Linked DNA regions of Homo sapiens: all the other regions are linked to region 3. The links are chromatin loops, found by intact Hi-C in ENCODE. Cell type or tissue: ascending aorta. All regions are shown on one strand.

Region 1 (8,000 bases), 1.1 Mb before region 3:
GGGCGATTCCGGCGGGGGGAGGTGCCGATCGAGCGGCCGCCAGGCTGCTGGGGGAAGGAGGGCCAGGAGGCCGTGGGGGTCCTCGGCGCAGACTGGAGCCGCAGGCACCGCGCGCAGCCCTCGCCCGCATCGCCGAGGCCCCGCGGGCCCAGGAGCGAGAGGTCGGGCGCCCAGGACCAGAGGGCGTAGGCGAGAGCAGGCACCGCCTCCAAAGAACGCCCTCGCCCTCCCGCAGGCGATGGCGCCCGGCCCTGACCAAGCCAGCTGGGGGCATCTCCGCGGAGCTGAGCCGGGGAAGGGCCGGGCAGCCCAGAGGGTCAGAAGGGGGTTTTCTCCCGGGGTTGTGAGTTCTTTGGCCAGCGGCACCCTCCCCTGCCGGGGCCGCCCACCCGCAAGCCCCGCCCCGAAGGCTGGAGCTTCCCTGGGGGTGGGCGACGCCGAGACCACGCCCCGAAGGCGGGAGCGGCTTGGGGGCGGGATCTGGCCGCCCTCAGGGCTCCGGCGCCAAGTTCAGAGCCACGCGCAGTGCTCTTGGCCGGGAGGAGGCTGTGCTGCACCAGCACCTCTTGCTCCACATCTCCAGAGAGCCCAGGTGAGGCGCACCCTCCTGTCTGCAGGGACAGAGCCGCGAGCGGGCGCGGGCGGCGGGGTCCATCTCACTTCCACATCAGCCTTTCCCCAGGACAGGGTTGTTGAGTCCTGCCTTTGACTGTGGGGTCCTTTCCTTCCCAATGTCGCCAGCTTCCTCTCTCTCCCACGTCGTCTCCGAGTCCCATCCCCGTTTCTGTTCCCTTTCTCTTCTCTCACTTTTTCTCCTCTATCTCTTCTTTATTGTCTTCCTGTTTTCATTTTCTTCTGTGTCAGTCTCTCTCCCTCTCTCTTTTCCTCTCTTTGTTTATTCTTCTCCCCTACCTTCTCCCTCTCCCCCCTGTTTTTTCAGCACTCAAGAATTCTGCCTATGAATTTTTCTCCTAGGGTGACTTTCAGGCTGCAGTTGTTTTCCTCCCTCCCACTGTCTCTCCCGGGGTTTATCCTGTGTTGCTGTTATTCTCAGCCCGGGCTTGCGCTGGGCAGTAGGGTAAGAACCATGCATCAGCCCCAGATCCTTTCTCCAACAGATTATATCCAAAGATCTGGACATGTATCCTGTTCACTGCCTTTCCTGGGAAACAAAACAATACCAAATGATCACATTATAATGAGTTTTTAGAATGAGCTAAAAGAACATACCTGGTTTTAGAGACAAGGGGTTGATTGAATCCTTTCCTTGACATTTTGCCTTTACTAATAGACACAGACAGCACAGCAGGAAGCTAAGCCTTGCAGAAGCATTTAGGGGGCGTTCCCACCCACACCTGCCTTCTGGGCAGGCTATGCAATGCCAGGTGCAGGGGAGGGAGGGGACAGGATTCAGAGCAGGGTTGTAGGAAGACAGTGGGAGGCCAGGGCTTTGAAACATTTGAGGGAGCCTGGAAATAAGAAATTAACAGTAAATTTCTAAAATATGTAGTTGCCAATGCCACTGATGTACAGAAATGAAATTAATTACTCCTGAGGGAGACATTAGACATTTTATGGCAGTAATTATGGCATTTGAAAGTAATGATTTTATGTACATTAGATAGGAGGGCCAAGGGGAAAATATTTCCTGTTAGTATCAAAGATTGTCGTAGATGCATAAGGGACGAACTCTAGAAAATCAAGTCTCATTCTTTTTGAGGGATAAAATAGAACTATATCGAGGCAATTTTTTGTTTCTTGGTTACAATGTAATCTTATCAGAGATATGTGATTTAGTTTTTAATGATATTTTATGACACATACATATTTATATGTTCAAACACACACAAATACATAATATATATGCACTAAGTTATAAAAGAGCCCTTGTTTGTTTGTAAAGATCTTAATTACCAATAAAGGTTGAAGCTTTCACTTCTTGGAAATAAGTTAACATGATATTGTAGTTTATTATGACCTTTAATGAAAATTCAACTAATTTACTTTTGATTGATACAGAAATGGAAATTTGGCCGTAGATAAATCACACAGAATTAAACAGAAATTAAGTATGATGAAGGTGCATTGCAGTGTGTTCAGTGAAAGAATTTGCATATGCTAGATATTTTGGACAAATTCATAGGTATGTGCATGGAACTGTGATTTGTGAGGCTTTTTTCTGGTTTAAAAAGTTAAATTGCCTTTATATCTAATCCCTGATCCCCAACATATGCGGATTCTGGGGGGAGGGATAAAAGACTTTGCAAATGATTTAGAATCATCGTGTCTGCTTTGCTTGGCAGATTTCTTTTCAGACATCCAAGAGGTGGCAACTTTTGTTTGAAACATATAATCACACCAATTATTTAAAAAAAAAGACAAACTTAAATATTTTTAAACTTATTTTTCCTCATTAGTGGTCTGTGCCTCTATAAGAACATCATTGTCTTTTTATCCTTAGATGATGCTATTGTTGGAACCTGGGAAGGTCGGAAGGAATAGCTGAGGTAAAATCATGGACTTTTTGCCTGAAGGCTGCCAGTGGAATTGGGACCACTGTCTCAGGCTCCACCTTTATTCTCTAGTTGTATCAGGAAAAGAGCTGCTGTTCCTTGTGCTCTTGCTATCTGGCATGCACAGAGCCCTGTTGAGTCCTGTCCGTGAGTGCCTGAAGTGAAGATCACCATTCTTGTTTTACTTATGAAGAGATGGAGGCCCAGAGTGTTTGTCTGAGCTCAGGCAGGTAGTGGCAGGGTTGATTTGGAACACAAGTAGTGCCCTGGCGCCTGAGTGACCAGGGCTAATTCAGTCCCTTTATGTGACTTCCATGTTGCTGCAGCCCTGGCAAATATAACGTCTAAAATATCACTCCACACAGCACCAGCCACTGCCTATTGGCATTGTTTGGCAGAACACTGCTCCCTGTTCTATGTCCTGGCCATCCTCAGTCATATTCATGGCAGACTCTCAATCTGCACAGCAGGGCCCCATTGAAGCATTGGATCTGCCCTCTGCTTTCACTGGCCCTGCTTCTGCACAGTCTCAGACATCTGAGTGGATGATGAGATCACATCCACCCCTATGAGGGTCGACGTGGCCAAGTTATGTTGCACTAGGGCCACTCTCCCTGCTTCCATGGGTACTGGCTGTGTTCGCAGTCTCCTGCACTTGGCTTTCCTCGAATGCAGCAGGCATTGCTGCTAGAGGGGTCCAGGCGTAGCTGGCCACAGAGCCTGTAGGGGCTGACCAGGAATTGCTCATCTCCCCAGTGCCACCAGCCAGCCTCTGGGAAAGCCTGGATCACCTTCAGTGTTTAATTTCCTCAGTGTGCCAGAGCCAGGAGGATTCCTGGAAACAGGTGTATTCCCTTTCTTAGGAAACCCCAGGACCTCACAATCCAAATGCAGAAAAGGCCCGTAGATGATTGTCCTCTGGAATCTTCCAAAAGGGTCTGGGAAGCTTCTGCAGAGACTAGGGATACCAAAGGATTAGAAGACAGGAGGTATTTTCTGCTCTTGTGTGTTTTAACTGAAGAGAAAAGCAGATGCAGCAAAGCACTGCTTGGGGGGAGCGGGTGGGGGTACATGGTGTCTCTGAATAAGATCTGGTGCCTGACCTGCAGCTCAGAACAGCTTGAGGCTGGCCAGTTGGCTTGGGTTAGGGAGTGACTTCAGACATCCCAGGAAAAAGAGGTTATCCAGATGTTTGCCAAGAGTTCTTTCTTCTGTAGGTGGAGCAGGAAGGAGAAAAATGCCCAGGCTGTTTGGTCATTTATTAAACACTGTTATGCACTGGTCCCTGAGAGCTCAGGAGTAATGGGAAGGCTGCCATGGAGTGGACTCTGTCCCTTTGCACTCAGTGCGATAAGAAGTGATACCCCTAATGTTTACTGAGCCAGGTTCCTTAGCACTTTCTCTATATTAATCCTTCTAATCTTTCCCACAACCCAGTGAAGAAAACACCAAGGTGACCCTCTTTATAGATCAGAAAACAGGCCTGGAGGGGACCCACGCCTTGCCCAAGGTCACAGGTTGGATACAGCAGAGCTGGCCTCCAACCGTGGAGCCCGTGCACTTAACATCTATTTGGATGGAAGGCTCGAAGGTTACCTGAGACAACCTGGTCAAGGTGATAATGTGGGAGAATGTGGCCAGTGGTTCCCAGATGAGTGAATGATCAGTGTGCAGTCACCAGAGGATGGGTGATAAACCGAGAACCACAAGCTCTTAACACTGTGGGGTGGGCGAGGCTTCATCTCCCAGGATGCAGCACTTGCTGAGTTGGGCAACAGGGGACCCTGGTTGATGGCCCAGGTTGGTTGGAAGCCTTTGGGAGATGTGCTCTGTGTTGGTGGGGAAGGCCAGGCATGGTTAGATCCCCTGTAGACTTGGGGAGCTCAGTTTCAGAAAGTTTCAAAGATCATCACTTGATTTCTGTGATTCACGTGATCTGAGGGCTCTGAAAGTGGTGGGTGAGTCCTGGAATTAAATCTGTTTTTTTCAAGTAGGAAAGACATGGGGTGGCAATGAGAGACATCTGTGTGGCTCAGAAAGATGTCTTGCTGAGGTCAGAGGGACAAGAGCCAAGGAGAACAAGAGGAGCCCTTCCCAGGACACTCACAATGACAGAGTGACGAGGGCCAGTAAAGAGTGTCAGGGGGTGAGAGCCCGGGTGTGAACTGAACCTACTGAGGAGAGCTGACGACCACAAAGCATCTTTTCATATCATGTTCGGAGCAAGGAGAACAAGGGCTTCATAGATCCATCGCCGTCTAGGGCAGCTGGTGTCTGTGAAGGGGAGGAAGGCACAGCTCCACTGTGCCCACAGCGGTCTGGACAGAGGAGGATCTGCAGGTGCAAAGGGCGCAGGCAGGTTCCCGGAGGAAAGCAGGAGCCACGTAGCGTGGGCTGCAGTGTGTGTGCTCAGGGCTCTGACCAAGAGAATGCCCTGGCCAGGGTATAGCATGACCTGGAATGAGATACCCCCATCTGAGGTGCTGTCTGAGAGGTGTTGGAAATGAAGCCCGGAGGTGGAAGAGACTCAAATCTGATGTTGGCCCTGGGAAAGATCCTAGACTAAGAAGAAGGCTGTGAGTCTGTGGGCAAAGGAGAGACGTGCATGAGGAGCTGGCGGGGGCTCCCTGGGGACAAGTCATGCCAGCCTCACGTCATTTTCCACCTTGCAGGTCTTCGGTCTGGCCCTTGTTCTGTTGGGGTTCTGGAGGACGTGCTGTGCCCTGGCCTTACTGACCTTACTCCATGCAGTGCTGATGCATGCGACAGCGGTGACCCTCCAGGGTCCCAGGTGGGATGAAAGGTCCCCAGCTAGTTCCTAGTTTCATCTCCTCATTTTCTCCATCCTCCTGCTCCTTCTTATTAAGATCTGGATGTTAACATTGATGGAGTGTGAAGCTGGGTGGGATATTTAATTCAGCAGTTGGCGGTGTCAGGATCCACAGTGGTCTCTGAAAGCTGAGATGCTGCCCTGAGTTTATCGGGATGGCATTTGGCAGATTGGAGATAAGTGCATCTGAATTGAGACACATAGCTTCCCTCATATGGTTTTTATGAAAATGAAATGAACAAGGTGCCTTATTTCATTTGTTAATACTATTGTTTGTCATGTAGATACTTACGTAGCCGATAAATGGTAACTTCTATTCTGATACCCTGAAGCATCCTGATAGCAAATGTTCCATCCTGCTGTAAAGGAGAACTGGTTTCTTCCAATTAGTCATACATGAGTAGGTCTGGGATGGCCTGGAGAGACAGCTTAGCCAGAGCGCATTTTACAGATGGAAACCTGAGGCTCAGAGAGGTTGAGTGCTTTGCTCGGGAACACAGAGAGGAGTGATGTTTCTGCCTCTGCCTCTTTGGGAGACACTGGCCGACATTCACCTCTGACGTCAGGCACCCCCTCTGAGGAATCCACTCAAAAAGGGCATCAGGAGTGGTGTGGAGCCTGCTGCACCACGTGGTTTGCGTCCTCTTCATGAAGTCACACGGGGTGGTCTGCAGGGCAAGGCGGGGTGGCGATGTTCCACAGGAGCTAGTCAAAAGCTTGTGACAAAAGGGAACGTGAGGTTTTATGTTCACTTTTCTTGCTTTCTCTCTGATTTATCCCATGCTTTCACTCCATGAGAGGGTTGGGCTCTCTGTCTCATCTCCTTGAGAGCTCCTGCAGGAAGTGGCTGGACGCAGGTACATCCTTTCATGGCTGGGCGGGAAGCAGGGAGAGGAAGAAGCTGATTTGGCCCAGGCTATATTTATGCATAGCAAGCCATGGAGGCTCTCATCCACTCCTAGATTCTCCCTGAGCCCTGGGATAAATATTTTCTAAGGATGAGAATTCTGGAATGCTGAGTGGAGTCTGGTTCTGCCAGTACCTCTCACCAGTGGAGGGGGCACTTGAAGAGCTTGAGTTCTAGTTTCCAGAACTTGAGGGTGGGGCTGGTGAGAGCGGGTAGGGATGAAGGCATCCCAGCAGGGCTGATACCACCTCCCCATGGGTGCCACCTTTACATGTGGTCAGTGCATGTCTTCCCTTCCACACCGTGGGCACTTCCAGGGTGAGGCTGAAAGCTGGTCCATCCATGGAGGTCCAGTTTGGCACAGGCAGGCAGTTCGCGAAGCTCTGCCAGGGGAGCAGAGAAGCGAGTGGATCCATGTGTGGGGAGAACCAAGAGTGAGCACTTCTGGCGAGTGGAGATGAGGTTACACATGCTCTCTCTAGGGGCAGGGCCAGGTGGTGGGGTGGCAGCCCCTTAGTGTGGGGGTGGGGGCCAGGCACAGCCAGACCCATCCTGCCAAGCCTGCATGTGCATTGCTCCAACTTTTGTCCTTCTGTGCACCTATGCCTACAGATCCCCTGTCCCCAGGTGCCTGAAGTGGCCTGGCACTCCTGAGGGTCAGGAGAAAAAATGAGTATGGCAACCAGCAAGGAAGGAAAACTGCCCTCAACCAGGGTGCAAACACAGTCGAATTAAGTCAGAGCTGGCAGGCAGAAGCCCTGTGTGCTCTGTGAATGTGGCAGCTGCTGCTAGATGCTGACAGGTGCAGGGGCAGGGCTGAGCCGGCGCCTCCGGGTGGCAGCCGTGTGTGTGTGTGTGTGTGTGTGTGTGTGTGTGTGTGTGTGTGTGTGATTGTTATTGCTGGCTCCTCTGGGTGGCAGCCATGTGTGTGTGTGTGTGTGTGTGTGTGTGTGTGTGTGTGAGATTGTTATTGCCGGCATCTCTGGGTGGCAGCTGTGTGTGTGTGTGAGTGTCTGTGTTTGATTGTTATTGTTCTGTGAGAGAGTCCTGGAGGTATAGTGCTCTGAGCTGAGGTGAGTTGTCACATCCATAGCAATCAGGATTCTTTGGATGCAAACCACAGCGATGGACTCTGGCCAACTTTGTGAAGAAGGAATTAATTAGAAGGTTATGGTGGCAGGTAGATCACAGTGTCAGAGGAAGAACTGGAGAAATAAGCTCAAAAAAGACCGGGATTGAGCTATTCAGAGAGTTCCAGTACCAGGCACACATAAGCAGCTTCTCAAACTGAAACTGGGTTTGGTTAGGAAGGATGCTGAGTAGCATAAAACAGAACCAAGCCATCTGACTGCTCTTGTCGTAGAGATCGCGTATTCCTCCTTTCCTGTCAGCTGGTTTAAAAACCTGGGGCAAAGGGGGACCCTGCAGTCCACCCCACTCTTCCTGAGATGCCCTGCGGGGGTTGCAGAGATAGATCAAACACAGGCTGTCTCTCCCCAGGGACCAACAGTCCAGTAGGTGATAGCGGCAACACTGACTATGGCCAGGCAGGCTGCTGAAGGTGGTCTCTGCAACCCGAGTCAGCATGGCAGCCCTGACGGTGTTTTGGTGTGAGCAGCTCGCAGATGCAGCCCAGTTGTTTTGCTTTCTGGGCTGCTTCTTGAGGGTCACCTCAAGTCTGCACACAAGGGTAGAGCTGCAAGCTCTGGAGGGAAATAGCACTGGGTTATAATTTCCACTGGAGGACATC
Region 2 (8,000 bases), 56 kb after region 3:
AGGGTGCCTGGTGCCTGGCCAGCAGGTGCATGGCCTGTGTGCGGCCCCATAGGCAGGGTCCAGAGAGGTGGGTCACATGTCTGTGCAGGTGTGGAAATGGATGGACAGCCAGACAGTGCACCCTCTGGCTCTAGACTGCCTGGCCCAGCTGCCTAATGCCTACAGCCACATACAAATGTGCCAGAGCAGCCAACGCAACTTTACAAGGTGCCTGGAACTGTGTGTCTCTCAAGACTCAGGGACAAAATGTTCATTATACTTATGACACCAGGAAAAGTGTGGGGAAGCTTTCATTAGGCAGAAAGGGAAGTCAGGCATGGTGGCTTATGGGAGGCCTTTGGGAGGCCAAGGCAGGCAGATTGCTTGAGTCCAGGAGTTCAAGACCAACTTGGACAACATAGCAAAACCCCGTCTCTACCCAAAATATGAAAATTAGCCAGGCATGATGGCCTGCCTCTGGTCCCAGCTACTCAGGAGGCTGAGGTGGGAGGATTGATTGAGCCCAGTAGGTGGAGGTTGCAGCTAGCCTCTGCACGCCAGACTGGGCAACAGAGTGAGAACCTATCTCAAAATAAATAAATAAATAAATAAATAAATAAATAAAAAGATATATAGATAGATAGGAAAAAGAAAGGGAATTAAAATAACCTAAAAGTGTAGAGAGATTTTATCTCTTCCTCAGATTGGGTTGTCTCTAATTAATGACAACTATGTTTCTGCCCTGGGAGGTTCAAGCCCACTTCTCTGCAGCTGGCCTGTGCTCCTGTGTTAACCCATGTGTAAACATGAAGATGCTGCTTTCCATCTCTGTGGCTCTGAGACCCCATAAGGAGAAATGCATGTGCAATTTCATGAAGAGTTGTATGTGATCCTGGTGAAATCAACATACGTTTGTTAATGGGGATTGAGAGCCTTTGGAGTTTAGCCAATGTGAACTCAAGTTAGGGCCTGTCATCCTTCCTCATCCCTCAAGGGAGGAAGTCATAGATTAAGAAGGCGAGCTTAGAGGACATCAGAGGGGAGAACCCCTCCACCCTGGCCACCCACAGGGACCCTCCCAGGCTTTCTGTGTTGAACAGTGACAGTAGGAGCAGGCAGAGGGAACTTTGCCAGCCACCCTTCTGTGGGCCACTCCAGCCCTGCCTCCTCCACTCCAGCTGAGTTGATCTCCCTGGTTTGGCATCAGTCAGAAGCTCCTCACCCTAGTGAAGGGAGAAAAGGGGGCACAACCCTTGGTCATGCAGGTGGACTGAGTTGCAGGTGGGCTGCCTTTTTAAATTTTAGATTCAGGGGGCACATGTGCATGTTTGTTTCAAGGATATATTGTGTACTGGTGGAGATTGGGCTTCTAGCGTAGCCATCACCCAGATACTGAAAATTGTTTCCAATAGGCAGTCTTTCAGCCCTCATCCCCCTCCCACCCTCTTATTTCCCACCTTATTTCCATCCTTATGTCGATGTATACATATTGTTTAGTTCCCACTTATAAGCGAGAACATGCAGTATTTGATTTTTTGTTTCTGAGTTAGTTCGCTTCGGATAATGGCCTCCACCTCCACCATGTTGCTGCAAAGAACATAATTTCCTTTTTTATGGCTGCATAATATTCCATAGTGTATATATACCACATTTTATTTATCTGGCCAACCAATGATGGATACTTAGATTGGTTCCATGACTTTGCTATTGTGAATAGTGCTGAGTTAAATGTACGAGTACAGATGTCTTTTTTTATATAATGATTTCTTTTCCTTTGGATAGATACCCAGTAGTTGGATTACTGAGTAACATGGTAGTTCTATTTTTAGTTCTTTGAAAAATCTCCAAGCTGATTTCCATAGATATTTAATTAATTTACATTCCCACCATCAGTGTATGAATGTTTCATTTTCTCTACATCCACACCAACATCTGTTGTTTTTTAACTTTTTAAAAATAGCCATTCTGACTGGTATAAGATGATATTTCAGTGTGGTGTTAATTTGCCTTTTTCTAATAATTGGTGATGTTGAGAATTTTTTCATGTGTTTGCTGCTTATATTTCTTCTTTTGAGAAATGAGTGTTCATATCCTTTGCTCAGTTTTAAATGAAGTTCTTTGGTTTTTTCTGTTTAGTTGTTTGACTTCCTTATATATTCTGGATATTAGTCCTTTGTTGGAAGCATAATTTGCAAATATGTTCTCCCATTCTGTAAATTATAGGTGTATTCTGAGTTTCTTATATTTTGAAGTCTACCTCTCTAGAAAGATTAAGGAAATTTTCCTGAATTATTCCCCCAGATATGTTTTCCAGCTTTGCTTACTTTTTCTTATTTTCTCTCAGGAATGTCTATAAGTTATAGGTTTGGTGAAAATCCCATCTTTATTTGTTCTTTTTTAAAATTCATTTTTCTATATTTTTGTCTGACTATGTTAACAAAATACCAGTCTTCAAGATCTGAAAATTTTTTCTTCTGCTTGGATCATTAAAGCTTTTAACTGTATTTTGAAATTCTTTAAGTGTATTTTTTATTTCCGGAAGTTCTGTTGTTGTTTTAAAGGTATTTATCTCTTCCTTCATTTCCTGGTTTGCTTTCATGGTTTCTTTGTGTTAGTTTTCAACTTTCTCTTGGCTCTCATTTACCTTCCCTGCAATCCATACATTTAATTCTTTATCTGTAATTTTGGGGTTTTCATTTTCGTTGGGGCTCATTGCTGGAGAGCTAGTGTGATTATTTGATGTTGTCACAACATTCAGATCTTTCATGGTGCTAGAATTTTTACACTGGTTCCTTCTCATCTGGAGGAGCTGACACTTCTTATGTTCAAATTTATTTTCATTTATGTGGGATATTTTCTCTGTTATCTCTCCCTCCCCCCGCCTTGAGGGTGTCACTGTAGGGGTTATGGCCTTTCTCCTGCAGCCCTGTGCACTTCTGTTTTTTATTGGGCTGTGCAGTTCAACCTGCAGGCCAGTAGGGGGCACTTCTGTGTTAGGGAACCTCTTTTCGCTCCATGGGGGTCCCAGCTGTGCAGGCTTTACTCTCCTCTGCTGTCTGTGATTCCTGTCATGTCTCTGGTGAATTTCAGCATGCTCTCTTAAAGGATCTATTTGAAGTGTTAGTATTTACTCACTATTTTGATGCCTGAGAGATTCTCACTAACTACTGGCTGTGGCATAAGCGCATGGGTGTATATCTGACCTTTGCTCACTGAGGTGCTCTCTATTGTTTCAGCTGATGGACTGGACAGCAGAATGCCAGGTTCCCTGAGCTTCCTGCTAAGAGTAGGTTGGGAGGGTGGAAGAGAGGTTGCAGCTGGGCAGAGCTGGAACCCTGGCTTTCCCACAAATACCCCAAATGATAAGCGTAGGCACCAGCCATGATAGGGGTGGCTGGGGGAGCTCCTGATGACATGCACAGAGGTCTCTGTGGTGGGATGAGGGGGCTGCACTGGCTCCACGTCTAGATAGGCAGGAATGCAATCTGCTTCCCTATCACACCCCTGTTCTGGGGCTGGTGTCTCAGTTCAGATGCACACTGTGGTCTATCTGCAGGCCACAGTGTGGCTGAGAGACGTGGAAAATGCCTGTCCTGTGCCTCTCCGCAGGAGTGGCTTCAGGGTGGAAATTCTTCACTCAGCCCAATGCAGGCAGTTGTATGGCTCGCCTGTTCTCCAATGTGGTAATGCCGCCACCCCATGGAGAGAGGGAGAATGGCTCTGCCTGTCAGCCATGTGGGTGGGAGTCATGGCTAGTGTTGGCTGCTTGGGTGGGCCCAAACTCAGGTCCAGAGGGTAGTCAGGTGCCAGCGATGTTGGACTGGGCTAGGTAATTCCCCAACTCCCACACCTCTCAGTGACCCACTAGATGGCATGTAGGAGTCCTGATGTGGCTGGACCAGGATCTAGTCAGCCCAGAGTTCAGGTGCTGGCTGTGATAGGGAGGGGTGGGCTGATCCCCTGGAGCCTGAGAACAGATCACAGGACTGTGGGGGCTGGGCTTTCCGAAGGGCTCCAGGCCACAGCTGCAATGTTCAGGCATAGCAGGGTGGCTGTGCTGTGCACCGTTCACCCAGGAGGGCAGGAATCTTCAGCTGGGGCAATGAGCAATGATAGTTGTTGGGCTCATGGTCCACTTGCACTTCTCTCCCAAAGCTGGATTTTGCTGTTAGGAGCTCAGGAAGGTGCCTGACCTTCCTGCTCCCTTCCTGGCCTGGGGCAGCAGAGGCAAGCCTGTGGTGGAACGGGCTAATGGGCAGCCTCTGGGGGTTGGGTTCTCAGGGGAACAGTGAGCTGTGGCTGTCATGCTCAGTCAGGGGTGGGCGGTGGCACTGGCAGCCTGTCACCAAAGCAGGCAAGTCCCGTTTGGCAGAGAGGAGCAGCAGAGGGAAGCCTTGTCTACCCACTCCTCCTTACCACAGCTGCAGTATCTGTCTTTGGGGCACACGAAAGTGCCCAGTTCCCCTCCATGGCAGGCAGCAGCAGCTGCACCAGGCAGATCAGGGATGAAAAGCCTGTGGGATCCATGTAGGCTTGAGCAGTGCCTCTGCACAGTCTCCAGCAGGCTCCCTGTGTTCATCTGGAGGCCCGGGGGCAATGAGAGGGCTCCCTGTGACTAGGATTGTGAAGGTCCATGGTGGAGTTGTGAAATTTCAGGGTTCTCTCACTTGCTCACCTCTTCCCTGTGTTAGGGAGCCCCTTTCCGCTCCATGGGGGTCCCAGCTCGGCAGGCTTCCCTCTCCTCTGCTGTCTGATTCCCATCATGTCTCTGGTGAATTTCAGCGTGCTCTCCTAGAGGATCTGTTTGAAGTGTTAGTATTTACTCACTCTTTTGATGCCTGAGAGGTGCCAACTAACTACTTCTACTCCTTGGCTGCCACTGTTCCATTGCCCCCTCCTCGGGGGAGGGGCAGCATAATTTCAGAAAACAAGTCTCACATCAGAGCTGCCCAAAACCAAAGTGTACAAAAGGGAACACGGTGGGCAATTTTTATTCCTTATTTTAGACCAGAACTATAAGAACACACATTTCTGAGAGTCCAATGGATGTCACGTTAAGCACCCCTGTAGAGCTGGAATGAGCCAGAGCAGGTGAGGTAACGAGTAGCCCCACATGGAAGCTCACAAGAAGCCAGGGCACTGCTCACCCCTGGGATGGCACAGAGAGGGTCCAGGCCCCCAGGGGCACTGCAGGCCTCCGTTGGTCATTCAGGGACCTCAATATGCAGGGGAAGCTCTGCCAGGCAAGAGCATTCTTTTGAGATCAGCTTCTTATCAGCCAGACAGAAGGAGCAGGGCTAGGCTGGGTGACAGGCATGTGCACCTGCCACTGCCATGAGCTCAGACACAGCCCGCTGAGCTGCAGGGGAGGCTACAATTTAGTAGCTGTGCATCCAAGAAGGAGTTGGGGATAGATTTGTGGACAGTGCCCAGTCCCCGCTAGGGCACCAATCACTGAGGGCAAGGACCCTGGAGCTTTAGCTCTCCTACTGGTTTTCCTAACCTACCAGGGAAGGCTCCCTTCATGGCAAGACCCTGGTGGGACTTTTGGAGGCAGATGTGCACACCCAGTCTGCACACCTGTATTAGCTGAACTCCTCACAGGGGCTTAGAAACAGACTGGAGAGGAAAATGTACACGTAGGAGGTTTCTTTTGTTAGGGAGTCCTCTGGGGAACACCATGGTGAGGGAGAGAATAACGGCAGGAACCAGACCCACATAGGATGTGCTACCGCAACCATCTCCAATCAATGGGAAAATAAATGGCTATCCGTTTGCAGGAATGTGTTATTTAAGGCACTTTTCCTGGGGTCCTGAAACTTCAACTGTCAACCCACAAGCCCCAGCAAAAAGGCATGGAGGTGATTGGGACAGGGACTGCCTAGTGACAAGGTGAGCCCTTAGATCCCCCACCCCACACCCACCACCAGGGGCTCGAGCCTCCAAGAGAGGAGGCATCAGGTGGGTTGAAGTGTAGGAAAGTGTAGGAGGGCTGGGCTGGGCTTTAGCAGCTGAGTCTTCTGGCTCTAGTCCAGAGCCCTGTGCACTTCCCCAGGTTGCCCCCTTCCGCAGTTGGGAGCTGAACCACCAGGCCCTCCCAGATGGCTGCTTAATGGTGAAGCTGCCTTAGTGCAGCACTCTGATCATTTATCATTAAAGTGGGCAGAGCCAGAACTCCCAGAGCTCAATGGGGCCTTGATACATCCTAAGCTTCTACTCTGTGCTAGACCCTTGGTCCTAGGAGGTGGGGACGTCACATCAGAACACCGGGGAGTTTTATCAACTTTCTTTTATCCTCCTTGGGTATGTGCTGCTGATCACCGCGGGTGAATTGTTGTAGACTCACTAATATTTTGTGACCTTGGCTTGCTTTCTTCACATTTGATAGATTAGGAAAGTACAGGTCTGAGAATTTATAGCAACTTGCTTAACATCCCACAACTTTTAAGTGGAGGAAGCAGGAGTCAATGCAGAGCAGCTGTCTGCAGAAGTGTACTGGGCACTCGGTTCCTGTCCGCAAGTGCAGAATCTGCAACCAGGAGTGGGGATATGGGGGAAGTATCCACCTGCCTCTCACAGAGGCTAACAGCCTAGAGCATGTCCCCAGCTTCCTGCCAGGTCATCACTAGAGCCTGAAGGAACCCCTCCACCTGGCTGGCCAGTGGACCCAGCTCTGGGCTGGGGCGAGGCTCCCTCACCACTGACGGTTAGGTAAACTGTCCTCCTGGCCGGCCTGGGCTATTCCTGAGCTTGCTGCTCAGCCCCTCCCTCCAATCACTCAGCTCAAGTCTCCAAGCCTGGGCTAATGGCTTGGGCTCTTTGAAGCCAGGAGCCTCCCCCAGACTCCCACCAGGCATGACTGCAAAACTCCTCGCATGCACACATATACAACCACACATCTACATGCCTGTGTTGAAGCTTGTGTGTCTACACAAAGCTGTGGTCTTCATGCAGTTCCTCTGACCCCTTCTGTAAACACCAGAATTCCCTGAGTAGGCTCAGCATGTAGAGAGAGACAGGGGCAGAAGGGAACTCCATCTCTCACCAGGATTCCCTGAGTAGGCCCAGCATGTAGAGGGAGACAGAGGGGCAGAAGGGAACTCCATGTCTCAAGCACTGCCTAGTGCTTCTGCCTGTGCTGGGCTGGGTAATTTGCATACCTGGTCAGATATCTATTGAAACATTCATTCCGTTTTGTGTTCTCCCTCTCTGTTTCTTTTTTCTTTCCTTCTTTTTTTAATGGCATTGAGATTTTTATTTACCTACCTTCCTGCTTTCTTTTAACATTATAAACATTATAAGCCAAATTATTCTCTTTTTGACCCAAGGTTGTGATAGGAACCCTCTTGTTACAAAGTGGTGGCTGATCTGTGCCTGCTTTTATGCTTTTCTGGCCCCTCTCAACCTCTGGCTGTCACTTCTCTGTTCTTTCTCAGTTGTCCCTTAAGAGTGTATTCTAATCCCTGTGAAACAGGGACTGAAAGTACCAATCTCATTGTTACGAGGTTTAAGAGAAGGTCCAGCATTAAGCCAAGCTCTCAGGAAAATTGAAACAGTTCCTCCTTGCCCTTCAATACAGTTCCTTCTCATCTGTCACGGGCTGAGGAATGACTGAACCATAAACCAAGCACAGGGTATAAGTCCACAGGCCAGGTGAAGGCCTAGATGGTAAAGTACGTGGGCTTTGCGACTCCACTGCTGACATCCAGGTTAAGGAAGGACTGACTTAGTGAGCAGTTCCAAGACCATTGAGCTCACAGTTCCCTGTGGCTGTCTCCCTCATACTTCCACCATGACCAGGCTTGAGGAGGGGACTCTCAGTTCCCCTGACTCACTTGGAATAGTATGAGGGGTGCAGCAGAAGCCAAAAACTGAGTGAACGGCCCTGGGGAGTCCATGGGGGATGCTGACAAACCAATCACAAAGTTGGTGCCATTCGCTCTTAAGAAGGAGAGGCAGGGCCTGGGCAAGAACAGCAGCTGGAAGGTGAAATGCAGGCCTGGCTCTCAGTAGCGGTAGTG
Region 3 (8,000 bases):
CTGCATTCCCCCTCATCCAGTCTGTCTGGGATTACATCAGGGCCTCTGCAGTTCCTGTGAGTTTCTAGCCTGTGGCTCTGCCTTGCCTGGCAGGTCCCTTCATCCCCATCCTCTGTCATCGCCTCTGACCTGCAAATTCTCCCTTCATCCTCATCACACTTGGCAAGGTGAAAATGAAGATACCCTTTTTACAGATGGGGGACACGAAGGCACAGAATGATGAAGCAACTTGCCCAAGACTATGTGGCTAGTGAGTGGACTCTGCCTGTCTCCAGAACTGAGTTGCTCCTTCCCCAAGAGTAGCAGAACAGTCAGAAACCATGGGAATTGGTGGGCTGGGGTACACGTCCCCTAACCATTAGTATCCAGGAGGAATGAGAAAAATCAGAGGAATTTCAACCTGCGATGCTGGAAAGTGTGCAGCACAGGAAGCCGGAGTCTTGTCACACTAGCTGTCTCTGGATGCTTCCCCAACCTCCAGGAGCCACCCTTGTCCAGGAACCAGATAGAAAAATACCTGTACTACTCACAGCCCAGGATTGTGGTGAGGTGCCAGGAGTGCAGGGGAAGGGCTTTGGAGGCCAGAAAGTGCTGCAACATTCTCCTGAAGATTGCACCACTGCTGCTACTGAATAAGCACAGAGTATTACCACCCAGCAGGAGGAGCAGGAAAGGGAACCAAGGCAATCTCTCCAAAGCTGAACATTTGCCTCTTTTCTTTCCTGGTGAGCCAGAAGGTGCCTAATACGTAGCCCAGCTTCCCCAGGGCCAGCCTGAAACAGACCAAACTGTTCTGAAAGTGTAGGAACTATCGCGTGGCTCTCCAAGTTGCAGAAGAGGCACTTAGAAGCAGCCAACCAAAGGCCTTCTCTAAGCAGTGACATTAGAATGCCCAACACAGGCAACAAAGCAATCTCTGTGGGGCCCAGTAAAATAGAAGTCATTTGCGTGAAAAAACAAACAAGCAAAACAACACAGAAACCCCAAACATCCGCAGTGAGCATCTGAGAACTGCTGAGAGGCAGGTCCGAGCAATCATCTGTTGCAGCAGCGTGAGGATGAGGATGCTGACCCAGCTGATGGAGGGGTAGGGAATCGTCCAGAACCCCTTTGGTGGCTTTTTTCCTCATCCAGGAGATGAAGCACCAGGGAAAAGAAAGCCAGGGCATTCTTTCTGCCTCAGAAAAACAGGAGGCCTAGGTCTGGTCTGACCAAAGTTTGGCCCTGCTTCTGTGACGGAAGCTTGCATCTCCTTGAGTGGTGTCCTGTCCCTAGTGAAAAAGAGACAGTGGCTCCTGAGGGTGACCCAGGGCCAGAGCTAGAAGGGACACTCACTTGTCCAAGATGAAGTAGAGGTCAAATGAGCCCTGGCATCTGTGACCTGCTTGCCCCTGGCGCCAGTGCTGCCTCCATCCTGGGCCATGGTGGTGGTGGGCTCTCCTGGAGCCCAGGGCCAGGCGGTGAAATATTCTCCAGTCAGGTCCATGGTACCGAAGGCTTCCTGCTCTAAAAAGCGGTGGAGGAAGCAGCAGCAGCAGCAGGAAGACCAGGAAGTAGGGCCCCAGGGACTCATGGCTCCCCATTATCTGGCTGTCCCTGTGACCCCACCTCACTCTTGGGTGCCTGTGCCAGGGCCCAGAGAGGCTGAGCACAGGCCCCTTCTTTGCCGCCTCCCCTTATGCCCGGGGCCACACCCCTCCTCCTGCCCTTTCACCAGTGCACACTATGGCCCTCCACCAGGTACCTCCCCAGATCGCAGGGACTAGGGTCAGCAGCTGGCTCTGGGAGACTTGCTTCCAGCTACCTGCCTGGCCCTTCCCCCACCCTGGGGACAGAATTCTCTGTTATGGTTGACAGGAAGGTTGACATGGTGACTTTGTGACCTGCAGCTCTTCCCAATGTCCTGCATGTTGACAACATCAGGGGGAGGCACAGGACCTTTGGAGGGGCTACAAGAGGAAGCCTCCATTTCCCTTATAACAGCCCTCACAGTGTCCCTTAAAACCACTAGACCCTGCTGTTTGTTCATTGGAAGAGTTAGCCCAGGTGAGTTAGGTGAGGACATTGCTGTGGGTGAGGAGGTCAAGGACTGGGAGGCCAGAGTGTTGGCAATGGGAGGTTATTTGTGTGACACTGAAGTCCCCCAGGAGATGGCAGTTCGGGAAGGAGATGGAAACTGCAGTGTTGCCAGAGTCTTTGTGAATGAGGGACATTCCGGTTCTCTACTGCTGTGTAACAGACCACCTACATTTAGGGACACAGAACAGGCCCATTTTATTATGCTCACAGGTTCTGAGGATCAGGCACTCAGGGCGGAGTTAGGAGGGCTCCTCATGTCTGGGGCCCCATAACTTGAAGGATTGGGCACTGGAATTATCTGGAGGCTGCTCCACTCACAAGTGTGGCTCCTAGGCAGGAGGGCCCAAAACCTGGGCTCAGCTGGGACTGTGAATGGAGACCCTGCATGTAGCCTCCCCGTGTGACCTGGGCTTCCTCCCAGCATGGCAGCTTCAGGGTGCTTGGGCTTTTACAGGTGGCCCAGAGGTCCAAGAGTGAGTATTTTCAGTGAGCACGGCAGAAACTGTAGAGCTTTTTATGACATCACCTTGGAAGTCACACAGTGTCACTTCCACTGTGCTCTATTGGTCCAAGCAGTCACAGCTGCCAAGAGTCAATGGGCAGGAACACAGGCCCCCTCTCTAGGGAAAGAATGTGGACAGGTTCACATCCCAGTGTCAAAACTGCTGTATGACCAACGCTTTGAATAGCAGAGAGGTTACAGTGTGTGGAAAGACGTAGGCACCAATGAGTGAGACTCAAACAGGACTCAGAAAAGTCAGACTGTAACTGTTAGAAACACCTTAATCAATTTTATTTTATTTTGTATGCACAAGAGTGATATCCAATTAAAAATCGTTCTCTAATAAGTCTAAAATATATCTTTCAATATGTGTAATATACAAATTACAAGTGATAAAAGTATTGGGTTAGTTTTTTGTTCTTTGATTTCTTTTGTTTTGGAACTGTATTTAATATAATAGAGTATCTTAAATAAGGGGTATTTCAGAATGAATGAAGCCCAGTATATTTCCTTCAAAAGCATATTTGAGCTATCTTGCTTCATTCTTCTTGATACTTGGTATTAGCATACTTTAATATTTTTGCCTGGTGGTAAGTCATCTCCTTGTGGTTTACTTTTTTCTTATTTTATTTATTTATTTTTTTGTAGAGACAGGGTCTTGCTATGTTTCCCAGGCTAGACTCCACCTCCTGGCCTCAAGGGATCCTCTGGCCCTGGACTCCCAAGCGCTGAGATTAGAGGTGTGTGAGCCACCCTCACTGCCCTCTTTGTGGTCTTAATTTGCTATTTCCTAATTACTAATGGGAACTGGTCACCTACTCACTTGATTTTGGTCGTTCATGGTTCCTCTTTGAAGTGCCTATTTAATGCCGGCATCCATTCTTTGCTTCAGGTGTTTTTCTCTTTCACATTGACTCAATAACAGTCTTTATATATCCTGGATACTAATCCTTTATCACTTGCTGCAAGTATCTTCTTTTACTCTGTGGCTTGTTTTTTTCACTTCATTTATTGTTTTTTAAACAAAGCCTAAGTTCTTAATTTTAACGTACTTGAACTGACATTTTCTACCCTGGCCCCCTCCCACCCTTAGTTCCCAGACACCTCTTATGATCTGGGGTCGAGGAGCCCGCCTTCCTGGCGGTCTCAGCTGGGGCCTGGGGAGCGAAGGCGGCGGGCGCTCGCGGGAGGAGCTGCGCGATTCGGATGCTGGGGAGGTGAAGCTCGCGGGGCCGCCAGGCCGCCGGGGTAAGGAAGGCCGGGAGGCCGCGGGGGTCCACGGCGCGGAGGGAGCCGCAGGCACCGGGCACAGCCCTCGCCCATCGCCGAGACCCGGCAGGCCCAGGAGCCAGAGGGCGGCGGCGTGAGAGGGAACCGCCTCCAAAGGACGCCCTCGCCCTCCCGCAGGCATAGTCGCAGGCGCCAGTCCCGGTCCGAGCCAGCTGGGGGTGGCTCCGGGGAGCTGAGCCGGGGGAGGGCCGGGCCGCCCAACGGATCAATAGGGGGGTTTCTCCCAGGTTGCCGTTTCTCTGGCCCGCGACGCCCTACCCGCCGGAGCCGCCCAACCGCAAGCCCCGCCCCGAAGGCGGGTGCAGCCAGGAAGGCGGGGCCTGGTGGCCTCTGGGCGCTGGCGCCAAGTTCAGAGCCGCGCCCTGGGCTGGGCGGTGGCGGCCGCGTCTGCACTTCCCCCCCTGCGCGCCTCTGGAGAGCCCGGGAGAGACGCACCCTCAGGTCGGCCAAGACCGAGAACAAGCGGGCGCGGGCAGCGGAGCCCATCTCACTTGCACGAAAGGCAGCGTTCTTGAGTCCTGCCTTTGACGGCGGGGGGTTCTTCCCTTCCCTCTGTCAGCTTCCTCCAGCTCTCTCCCATGTCCTTTCCGAGTCCCATTGCTGTCCCTGTCTCTTGCCTCTCTGCTTCTTGTCTCCTTGTCCTCTCCTGTTTCTCTCATCTCTCCCTTTTTCTTGTGTCCGCCTTGTTGGCTATTTCTCTTTTATCCTTTTTCCTTCTCTCTCTTTCGGCCTCTCCCCTCACTCTCCCTATAGGCTTCCTTCTCTCTTGCAAGCAAGAATTCTTCTTATGTTTTTCCCCTAAGGTGACTTCTTGGCCATAATCGTTTGCATCCACCCCTCCCCGCCCCAGCCCTCTCTCTGTTCATCTTGTAGTGCCCCATTATTCTCATCCAGGGCTTGTGCTAGGTGCTGGCGTCTTCAGCCCAGATCCTTTCTCCAACAGAGTATATACAAAGATCTGCACATGTAACCCGTTCAGTGCCTTTCCTGGGAAAAAGTACATAGATGATCAAATTATAAATCTCTGAATTTTCAGGGTCACCTGAAAAAAATACCTGGTTTTAGATACAAGACAATTGAATCCTTTTCTTGACATTTTGCGTTTACTCATAGAGGCACAGACAGCACAGCAGGAAGCTAAGCCTTGCAGAAGCTTTTAGGGGACATTGCCACCCACACCTTCTGTGCAATGCCAGGTGCAGGGGAGGCAAGGGACAGGATACAGACCTGGGTTGTGGGAAGACAGTGGGAGGCCAGGGCTTTGCACTTGAAACATTTGGGTGAGACTGACTGGAAATAAGAAATTAACAGTAAATTTCTAAAATATGTAGTTGCTTTGCCTCCTCAGAAATAATGGAACCTGATGTTGTGGTATATTGTGATCTTTAATGATATTCCAGCTTTTGACCAGCTTCTGTGGAACATCTCTACCCTGCCCTGCAGACTACCCTGTGACTCCTGGAAGTCTAGGTCCTTTGTTGCATGGAGAGGATGCAAACCACGTGCTGCAGCTCCCGATGCCTTTTCCGAGCAGATTCCTCAGAGGGGGTGCCTGACATCAGAGATGAATTTCAGCCAATGCCTCCGAAGAGGCAGATGCAGAAACCTCACTCCTCTCAGTAACCCTGAGCAAAGCACTCAACCTCTCTGAGCCTCGGGTTTCCATCTGTAAAATGGGCTCAAGCTAAGTTGTCTCTCCAGACTGTCAGGCGGCGCGCAGGGAGGAGGTGCAGACGCGGCCGCCACCGCCAAGCGCCCAGCGCGCGGCTCTGAACTTGGCGCCAGAGCCCTGAGGACACCAGGCCCCGCCTTCCTGGCCGCACACGCCTTCGGGGCAGGGCTTGTGGGTGGGCGGCCCCCGCGCGGGAGGGTGCCGCGGGCCAGAGAACTCGCAATCCGGGAGAAAGCCTCTGATCAGCTGGGCAGCCCAGCCCTCCCCGGGCTCAGCTCGGCGGACAGCCCTCTGATGGCTCGGGCTGGGCCGGGCGCCGGCGCCTGCGGGAGGGCGAGGGCATCCCTTGAAGGCGGCTCCAGCTCTCGCTGCGGCCCTCTGGCTCTAGGCTCCCCGACCTCTCACTCCTGCGCCAGGGGGGCCGCGGCGATGCGCCCCGTGCCTGTGGCTCCCTCTTCGCGGAGGACCTCCGTGGCCTCCCGGCTCTCCCTCCCCGCGCGACCTGGCGGCCCCGCTAGCGGCACCTCCCCAGGGCCCAAGTAGCCCAGATCCTCCAGGAGCGCCCCGACACCTCCGCTCCCCTCGCCCCAGCTGTGACCGCGCAGCACTTTGCCAGGAAGGGGGGCTCCGCGACCCTTAGAACATAGAGGTGTCCAGGGACTTAACTGCCCCTGGAGGGTGGCAGGGGGCCAGGGCAGAAGGGCCGTGGTCTGGACGGAATGACTGTGGGGTGGGTGGAGACTGCGCTGGGACTCGGAGGACCTGGGCTTTCCCCTGCAGTGGTGGAGTGAGGGTAGATGGGATAGAGTCTCAGGTAATTGCAGTTCTTGGTGCTGTTGCAGGCAAGTGTGCATGGGTCACATTGCTTGAGCGTAGGGTGCAAAGTAGCTTCCTTTGGAGAAGGGAGAATTCTTCAAGTACTGAAAGGAAAACCACCCCGAGTCCCTGCTCCCTCATTGATTAATTCCGTCACTCAGTGGGTGTTCTGACGTGGTAGGGGTGAGTGGGTGCGCGGAGATACCGTGAGGAAGCGCTGAGTTTCTCTCCAAGGCTTTGGAGGGTCTGTTGCAAAGATGAGATCCTCAAGGACAAACATAAGTCTGATGAGGGGGAAGTTGGGTTCAGAACATATATCAAACCTTAGAGATGGTCCTGTTACAGGAAAGGGGTCCCCATCTAAACACCAAGAGAGGGTTCTTGAATCTTACGCAAGAAAGAATTCAGGGCGAGTCTGCAGTGCAAAGCAAAAGCAAGTTTATTAAGAAAGTCAAGTGGTCAAAGTGCAGCTACTCCATAGACAGAGTGGGACGTTCCCGAAAGTAAGAGGAGTAAAGCCCCCATCCTAGGTACAACGCTTGTGTAGATGGGGAGATGTGCTCTGCAAAAGGGTTTGTGATAAAGGATTCATTTTCTTAATTACTCTATTTTGCAAGCATCAATATTATCTTTAAAGCAAAATTAGGAATGCCGTTGTTCTCCAGATATCTTGATATCTGGATACTCCCAAGTCTGGGTCTGTTTAGTAAACATTATTAATTTGTTCCCTTAACTGTGAACATCTAGAGGCGAGGAATGCCTAGCTTTCTGAGAACGCAGCCCAGCAAGTCCCCGCCTCATTTTCCTAGCCCTCACTCAAAATGGAGTCGTTCTGGTTTGACTGCCTCTGACAGTCCTGAAGCAAAACTTTTCTTTTATGGAAGAGAGAACATTGAGGAATAGAGAGAGACATCAAATCCGAAATGCAGAACATCAGAGACAAAGAAAACAATTTGAAAGTCACCAAACTCAAAACACAGATTACCCAGGAAAGACTGGTGGTGAAACCAATGATAAAGTTGCCACAGCCACCAGTGATATGTCCTTGGGTGCCTCAAAAATAGAATTCTGTATCTATCTGGAATATAAATCAAGTGTGAGCACAAAATGAAGGTATTGTCAGATGTGCAAAGTGTGAGTTTACAACCTGTACAACCTTGATGAAAGGATAAGAATGTATTTCAGAAAGAAGGAAACAATTTGGAAGAGTGGAGTTCAAGAAATGACGGTGAGCAAAGAAGCTGGGAACACACTGATTAAGGTGAGTGGCTAGGTACGGAAAATAATGACCATCACCAATATGGGGAGTTTTCTGAAAATAAAAGGATAGAATAATTTCAGAGGGAGACCACTTCCAGGAAAGTTTATCCAAGCAGCTTGGGAGACCTTGAGCCATCTGAGGAGTCTGAGATTTCCTAGGCATGGGCCTGTTTTCATATCCCTGCTGGCCTCTGGCTAAAAGAAGCCTGTGAGGGATGTGGTCTTTCTGTGAATGTGGTGGCCCATTGTGGTGGTAGAGAGTGGATTCCCAAAACACTCCCTTCCCCTAGTCCTACTCCCCACAGTCAGAGATCTGATTGGTGCAGTTTCGTGCTCCCCACAATGTACTTAACTTGCCATTTAAAGTCAAAATTTGTCTGC

Evidence for each region. Peaks named below come from ENCODE experiments on the same cell type or tissue, not always from the same donor. Only the 100,000 strongest peaks of a DNase experiment are listed, where the experiment ranks them.
Region 1: it touches region 3 in a loop (34-fold over the local background); 18 of 110 quality-filtered maps call a loop at or near these places.
Region 2: a loop joins it to region 3, with 4 times the contacts of the local background. A loop is called at or near these places in 3 of 110 quality-filtered maps.

The regions. Positions count from the first base shown.
Region 1 is chr10:47,376,812-47,384,811 of GRCh38, reverse strand. It overlaps ZNF488 (zinc finger protein 488), which reads left to right and starts at 519. Exons shown (of 2, transcript NM_153034.4): 1 at 519-592. RefSeq lists a silencer at 71-550 and an enhancer at 113-612. In ascending aorta, no CTCF peak of the experiment used is centred here; a DNase peak (open chromatin) is centred at 431; H3K4me3 peaks cover 919 bases; H3K27ac peaks cover 475 bases.
Region 2 is chr10:46,224,406-46,232,405 of GRCh38, reverse strand. It overlaps the pseudogene ANTXRLP1 and the pseudogene AHCYP1. Among named protein-coding and RNA genes, the nearest start is that of ANTXRL, 59 kb to the left of the region's middle. RefSeq lists an enhancer at 3,371-4,025. In ascending aorta, CTCF peaks have their summits at 2,948 (motif pointing right) and 3,683; a DNase peak (open chromatin) is centred at 3,675.
Region 3 is chr10:46,280,846-46,288,845 of GRCh38, reverse strand. ANTXRL (ANTXR like) reads right to left here and starts at 1,849. Exons shown (of 17, transcript NM_001278688.3): 1 at 1,336-1,849. The coding sequence starts at 1,583. LOC105378577 (a long non-coding RNA gene) reads right to left here and starts at 3,996. Exons shown (of 1, transcript NR_160731.1): 1 at 2,849-3,996. RefSeq lists silencers at 3,806-4,295, 5,660-5,809. In ascending aorta, no CTCF peak of the experiment used is centred here; DNase peaks (open chromatin) are centred at 4,205, 5,755 and 6,226; H3K4me3 peaks cover 3,192 bases; H3K27ac peaks cover 2,058 bases.